Regions from separate parts of the Homo sapiens genome. Here region 1 is linked to region 2. Evidence: chromatin contacts called from ENCODE Hi-C or POLR2A ChIA-PET data. All regions are on one chromosome and are shown on one strand. Each heading gives the region's core, a stretch centred on a gene start or an enhancer-like site at or near the end of the contact. The rest is flanking DNA. Distances are from core to core; before and after follow the strand shown.

Region 1 (3,066 bases), core at 437-2,936, 280 kb after region 2:
AATAAGCAGCCACCGTGGTGGCGGCAGCGGCTGCAGAATCCAACGTCCAGGCCGGATAAATAAATGGCAGCACAGGAGCCAGCCTGTTTGCCCACCCTCGGAGGCTGTCACTCCCCTTCCAAAGTCCTCACCCTCTGTCCCTCACAGCCACCCCCAGGGCCCTGAGCTCAAAGCACCCCCCATCTGGCCCACCAGCCACTCCCTGAGAGAAGAAATGTGGCAGGCAGGCGCTTTGGGAATGGAGGGCTTCCCACGTGGAAGTGGTTACCAGAAGCCTCTTTGTCTCATCCCTGGGCAGCACCCCCAATCCCCAGTCCCTCTCTCTCAGCCTTTCTCTTCCTCCTCCTCTTCCCTCCTCTCCAGCCCCTCTCCCATCCATGGTTCCCTGTCTCCAACCCTCTTCGCCGGTTCCTGATACCCCTTCTCTAGTCACCATCCCCATCCTTCTCTGGTTTCTGATCTTTCCATTCTCCTTTTCCATTCCAGTCCCCAGGGTCCCAGTCCTGATTCTCTTTCCCGCTACCTCCATCCCAGGATTCTGGGTCCCTGTCCATAGTCTTCTTCCCATCCCTCCCCTGATCTGGTCTTTCCTCTCCTTCCCTCTTCCTTGGTCTTCACCTGGGTCCCACTTCCCTCCACGCTTTTCCCATCTAACCTTTATTCCTTCTCCCCCTCCCCCGCTCCATCTCCCTCCTCCTTTGAGCTTCCCTCACCACTTTCTCCATCTTTGAGTTCTCCTTCCTATCCCTCTCCCCCTGACCCCTCCCCACCCCACCCCCAGTCTCTGGCCCACACCCTTATCTGTCACTCAATCAGTAGAACTATCCTCTTTCTAGCGCCCTCCATCTCTCCTACCAGAGAGGGCCACTTGGATTTCCCTCTGCGCCTCCTACCTCCCCAGACAGCCCCCTACCCACATCTCCTGTCTTCCCAGGTGGCCAGAAAGTGCTGAGGCACCGGGCAGGAGGAGTTGCTGAGTCGGCGCTTCCCCAGCCGGCCCGAGTCCTCAGCGTCCCCCGGAGCAGGTGGAGCGGGGACAGCGGAACCTGAGCCTCCCTCCCCGCTCCGGGCCGGGTCCACCTGCCCCCTGCGTCCCACCTCGGTCACGAGCTCCTCGCACGCGCCCGCGGGCTCCCAGCCAAGTGCCCTCCTGCTGAGAACAGCCCTGGCGGCGGGGGCGCGGCCCCAGCGCTGAGCTTTTCCCCTTCCCCAGGTTACCCCACCTCCCCAACTGCCCCACCCTCAATCCCTGAAAGAGGGGACGCCCTGCTTCTCTCCCCAGGATGCCCTCCGCTCTCCCGCCGCTGGCGTTCTTACCTTGCAGCAGGCGCCTGAGCCCGGGCAGCATCTTGTCTCGATGCTCGGGGGAGGGGGCAGCGGGGGGAGGGCGCTCCCACTCGCTCCCTGAGCCCGCCGGATGCACGGCGGGGACCCCGCGGGGCTCCGGGAGGGCCCGGGAGTCCCCGGGCTGCGTGGCCGGGCCGCGGCGCTCTACCCTGCGCCGCCCGGGCTGCGGGCCTCGGGAGGAGCCATCGGCCCCGACGGGACGGGGCGGGGCGCGACGGGGCGGGGAAGGCTGGGGCTGGCCGTCGACGCCCAGCGCCCGCGCCCCGCTAGCTGCGCTGTCCGCTCGAGAGTCCGTCAGTCCGTCTGTCCGTGTGCCCAGGCTGCTAGCCGAGGGAGAGTGGGGACAGCGAGGAAGCTCTTCCCAACCACCCCCACTCCTTCCCGCACTCGCTGGCTCCTCCCTCGTTTGCTGGCTTGCCGACTTAACCCTTTCTCGACCACTAGGAGGCGGGAGCGGCTTTCTAACCCCCTCCACCCCGCCCCCCTCCCCCCCGCTTAAGCGACCCGGAGGACTGTGTTCGATCGTCCTCGCGGCGCCACTCTTCTAGAGAAATCCCTTCTTGGGGGAATGCGGTAGTTTAGAGGAACGCCGTGGACTTGTCCTGTTCCCCCCTCCCAACTTTCCAGGAGAAGATGAGCTTCTGGGTCACCCCCTCCCCCGCCCCCAGCCGCGTCCCTCGCGCCAGTGTCCCAGCCTCCAGCATTTCTGTCCCCTGGGACAGCTCCAAGATTCCACTTTTCCTTCCACTCCCAGACCTCAAGCCCAGTGTGCGACTATAAGAATAGTATATGCAAGAGTTTGTGCGTGCAAGATCGAGTGCATATGAGCGTGCACGTGCGCGCAAGGATGCTTGTGCAGGTGTGACTCAGGATGCTTGCCCGTTACCCTTTGTACGGGCTTGGGGAAGCGGGGGGGGGGGCACGTGAGTGTGCACACGGGTGAGCCGCTGAAAGTCCGCCAGCGTGCATGTCTGAGCTGGTGGGAAACGTGAGGCTGTGCGAGGTTTTGCGCTTGCGATCTTGGGGATGGGTGGAAAGAAATATGTGCCCGGTGTGTGTATGCCCCTTAGTGCATTTACAAGCGGGTGCGAGATGGGCGCGCGTGCGAGTGTGTGCGTTTTTTTGTGTATGTATGATGTGTCCGGGAGGGGAGACCTTATCTCCCGCGGGGGTGCAGGAGAGGACCCAAAGCTGGGGAGAAGACTGTTGGCTTCGCGTGAACTTCCTCTACCCCCTTTTAAAGAGGGGCGGATTATGGTCTCACTGGAGCCCCTCTGGCCCTTCATGGCCTGGTCACAGGCGGTATCAGCAGACCCATCACCTAGGCACTTCCCTACAAAGGCTGCAGGGCGGTTGACCCAGGTCTTGACTCGGCCCGGCGCGTCCGCGGAGCCGCCCCGGCGTAGGATAGGCTCGGGGCCCTCGGGGGAGCCGCTTCGGGTACGGTGGCCAGGCAGCGCTGGCGGGGTTGGGGCTGCTGGAGCCTCAGGTGCGGCGGTGCCGGGGCTGCTGAGCCCCCTGGGCTGCCGCTCCCGCGAGCACAGAAGCCCCTCGCCCCGCTGCCCGCGCCGCGGCTCCTCCTTTCCTATCCGTGCCAGGGTCCAATGCAGTGCCTGGCATACAGTCGGCTCTTGATAAATGTTGGTCTTATTCTTCCCATTCATTCTCTGCTCCCTCCACGGTCTCTCGTTCTTCTCGCGTTCTCATTCGATTTCTCTG
Region 2 (3,015 bases), core at 1-2,500:
TCCAAATCTCACTCAACATAATAAGTGCAGAACAACATGCCAAAGCACTGTATGAAGCACTAGGGACAAAGACAAGGTCAAAATCCTTGTAACCAAATTTAATGGTATTGTAATGCAGTGTTAACACAGGACAGTAACAGAACACCCAAGAACCAAACAGAAGAGGGTAGGGATAAGCATAAATGAAGTAACATGAAATAAACTTCCAAATGGAAAACTTGTCCATACCCCCAGGGCAAGTCAACTACAGTCTCCCAAAGGACATAAATTCCACTTAGGGCACACTAGACAGAAAACAATATTGTGTCTTTTTTTTGTTTTTTGTTTTCAAATAGGGTCTCCCTGTGTTGGCCATCCACTCCTGCCTCGACCTCCCAGAGTGCTGGGATTGCAGGCGTGAGCTACCCACGCCAGGTGGGTACTTGTAGCCACACCAAGATCAATGCCTTCTCTTCCTCAACAGCGGTCGCGCCCCCCACTTCCCATTTCAAACCTCAGCATGAGGGCTTCTACCCAAATCTCCCTACGACAGGTACTTCTTCAACTCTTCCACCACCTCTTGAGGCTCAGGGAATTTGAGTTTGCGTGGGGGCCCCTTCTTAATCCCAGTCCAGAGCTCCGCACCTGAAAGGCCAGAATGAAGCGAAGTTACAATACTTCGGAACCCACGAGCACGTCTCTGAAGTCATGAGACTGCCGTGGTTTCTAAGAATAGCGCTTCCTGTCTTCGGAACCCACGTCCCTTTCACCCACGTCCCTCTCCCCCACATCCAGGTCCCCACTTACTGCTGCCGTCCGGGCGCAGCAGCGTCACCTCGAAGCTGCCCCTCCGGGGCTTCGTCGGGTTCACCTTTACTGGAAGCTCTGGGGCCTCCAGGCGCAGCGCCTGGCTCAGGGCCGCGGCGTTGCGCCCATAGACGCGTCAGCTAGTGCTAGGGAGAGACGGAGAGGTTAGAAACCGGGGCCCCTGGCCCCCCCCGGCGCCACTGTTCCCTCTCTCCCGTTACTCTCCAGGCCCCTCACCAATGCTCGATAACAACGGTCGCCTCCTCCATTCCCTCCCCGCCGTTCGCCAGCTTCTCTCGCTTCTCGGCTACGGCGACCACCGCGGCCTCAGCCTTACGCTTCCTCCCGCGGGGAGCCATGGCGCCTAGAGCCCGGCCGAGAATGCAGCGGGACTGGTGGGTGGGGGGCGGAGACGCGACCACTGAGCGGAAACTGGGCAACGAAGAGCGCAGCCCGGAAGCTCTGCTCCTACAGCGGAAACCTCTCTCAAAGGAAGGGAAAGCTTGGCCCGCAGCACCCACGTGGCCTGGAGGCGGACCTTGGGGCACAACCACTTTGCAAGCAGGGAGCGGGAAGGTGCGGGAAGCGCCTGACGGAACCACCCATCGCTTCGGGTGGAGGGGACAGGGGACGCTGGGATGGTGAACACAGCAGGAAGGGGCGGAGACTAGGTCCGACTGCTAGCCTCGCTTCGCGCAATCTTTTCTGTACCTTTGCATGGCGCTAAATGTTGTGTGCCACCATCTGCCGCCAAACTCTCCTCCCTGGCAACCGCAGGCCAATCCCAGAGTAAACCCACCACCTAACAACATGTGGCCGCTATTCTAGATTTATGGAAACTAGACTTCTCCAACTCTTGCCAGTCCTGGGGATCAATGCCCGGCATTTGGTGAAACCAAATAGGATGGCCTTTGCCCTTAAGATGGGCAATTCCTCTGCAGTTGTCAGGCTTTTCTAATACAGAAACACACAAACGCGCAATCAAAAGGAAATCCCAATCTTTTTATTACGGAAAGCCATCAACTGGGTGTGGGGAGTATGTCAGAGGGTTAGTGAAAGTCCAGGGGATTTCTCCTCCAAGTCCTACCACACAAAGGAAAGTCTCAAGCCTCTATTCACCCCTTCTCAATCCCCACAAAATAGGGGGTTGTTCAATATTGTCTTCAATGATAAAAACTTTGTGGTTAAAGGTTTCTCCTTAGGACTAGCGACAAAGTTAGGCTTATACTTTTAATGAAGACCATAAACGAAGCCAGAAGGGCTTAAGGAAGCAAGAGTCCTTGGGGGAAAATTCTTAGCGTTCTATACCCCAGCATCTTACCTTAGGGTTAAATCTAGGTCTAACCAAGCTGTGCAGGTCAACTAAGAAGGAATGATGAAACCACAGAGTTTCATGGAGAAACCATGGAGATGTCTGAATAGCTGATAAGCAGTTAACACACTGACCCAAGCTTGGAGGGAAACCATTTCCCCCTCCGTCCTATGAGATCTCTTTCTTGCTCCAGTGAAACAGTTGGCCACAGCATGGCAGGCCTTCCTGTAGGGTGCCTGACAATTCCCTAGATGCCTCTTTAAAATCAGAAGCTGCATGCTGCCCCACCCAGTCACAGCCAAAGGGAAAACATAAATAAAAGGCTGCAGCCTCAGGCTTGTGGTTATGGAAAGAGCCTGGAATTGACAGGAGAGGAAGCACTGCCAAAGTGAGGATCTTATTTATCCTTCTTGTTTTCCCCATCTGACACTGTGGTGGGGGTTGAAGCCACAGGCTGCTCCTCAGGGATATTGTCTCCAGCCTTTGATAGTTTCTTGGCCCGCTGGTATAGCTCATTTAAGTTAAATTCTCGGATCACATTCTCCTGCACAAAAGAGATGCACACGTCAGGATCTGGGTTGGAAGGGAGAGTAAAGAGCCTGGGAAGTAAGAGGTATTTTACACAAAGTCTGGGAAAGGAAGGAGTAAGCAAAGGACAAAAATCTTCCCTAACCTTCCTCTTTTTTAGGTACCCAGAAAAGTCAACTAATAGTTAAATACCCATTATGTGCCAATCACCGTGCCAAGAATTATACCTAAATTATTTAATGTAATCTGCAAAACAACCCTGTAAGCCAGGGGTTATTACCTCCAATTAACTGACAGGGAACCTAACACCTACAGACAATAGGTGCAGTGGCCTTCGAGACAGAATCTTTTTTTTTTTTTCCTGATGGAGTCTCTTGTTGCCCAGGCTG

Evidence for each region. A loop is a pair of places that touch in the nucleus more often than their neighbours do. ChIA-PET counts read pairs that join two places held with the same protein, here RNA polymerase II (POLR2A). Pooled maps may share reads with other maps.
Region 1: a map with no recorded cell type shows a loop between it and region 2 (5-fold over the local background). The contact joins the promoter of RTN4RL2 here to the promoter of SELENOH in region 2. A Hi-C loop is called at or near these places in 2 of 37 single-sample maps with no recorded cell type and 6 of 50 pooled maps. POLR2A ChIA-PET finds 5 or more read pairs at or near these places in 6 of 52 experiments (H1, activated B cell, activated CD4-positive, alpha-beta T cell and 3 more).

What each region holds. Positions count from the first base shown.
Region 1 is chr11:57,459,148-57,462,213 of GRCh38, reverse strand. It overlaps RTN4RL2 (reticulon 4 receptor like 2), which reads right to left and starts at 1,686. Exons shown (of 3, transcript NM_178570.3): 1 at 1,318-1,686. The coding sequence starts at 1,348. RefSeq lists silencers at 1,410-1,679, 2,779-2,838.
Region 2 is chr11:57,739,726-57,742,740 of GRCh38, reverse strand. It overlaps SELENOH (selenoprotein H), which reads right to left and starts at 1,250. Exons shown (of 4, transcript NM_170746.4): 1 at 1,024-1,250; 2 at 787-932; 3 at 494-624. The coding sequence starts at 1,145. The coding sequence ends at 524. TMX2 (thioredoxin related transmembrane protein 2) reads right to left here. Exons shown (of 8, transcript NM_015959.4): 8 at 1,768-2,642. The coding sequence ends at 2,496. All of the region lies in intron 2 of TMX2-CTNND1 (TMX2-CTNND1 readthrough (NMD candidate)), which reads right to left. RefSeq lists enhancers at 739-908, 1,059-1,108, 1,429-1,548.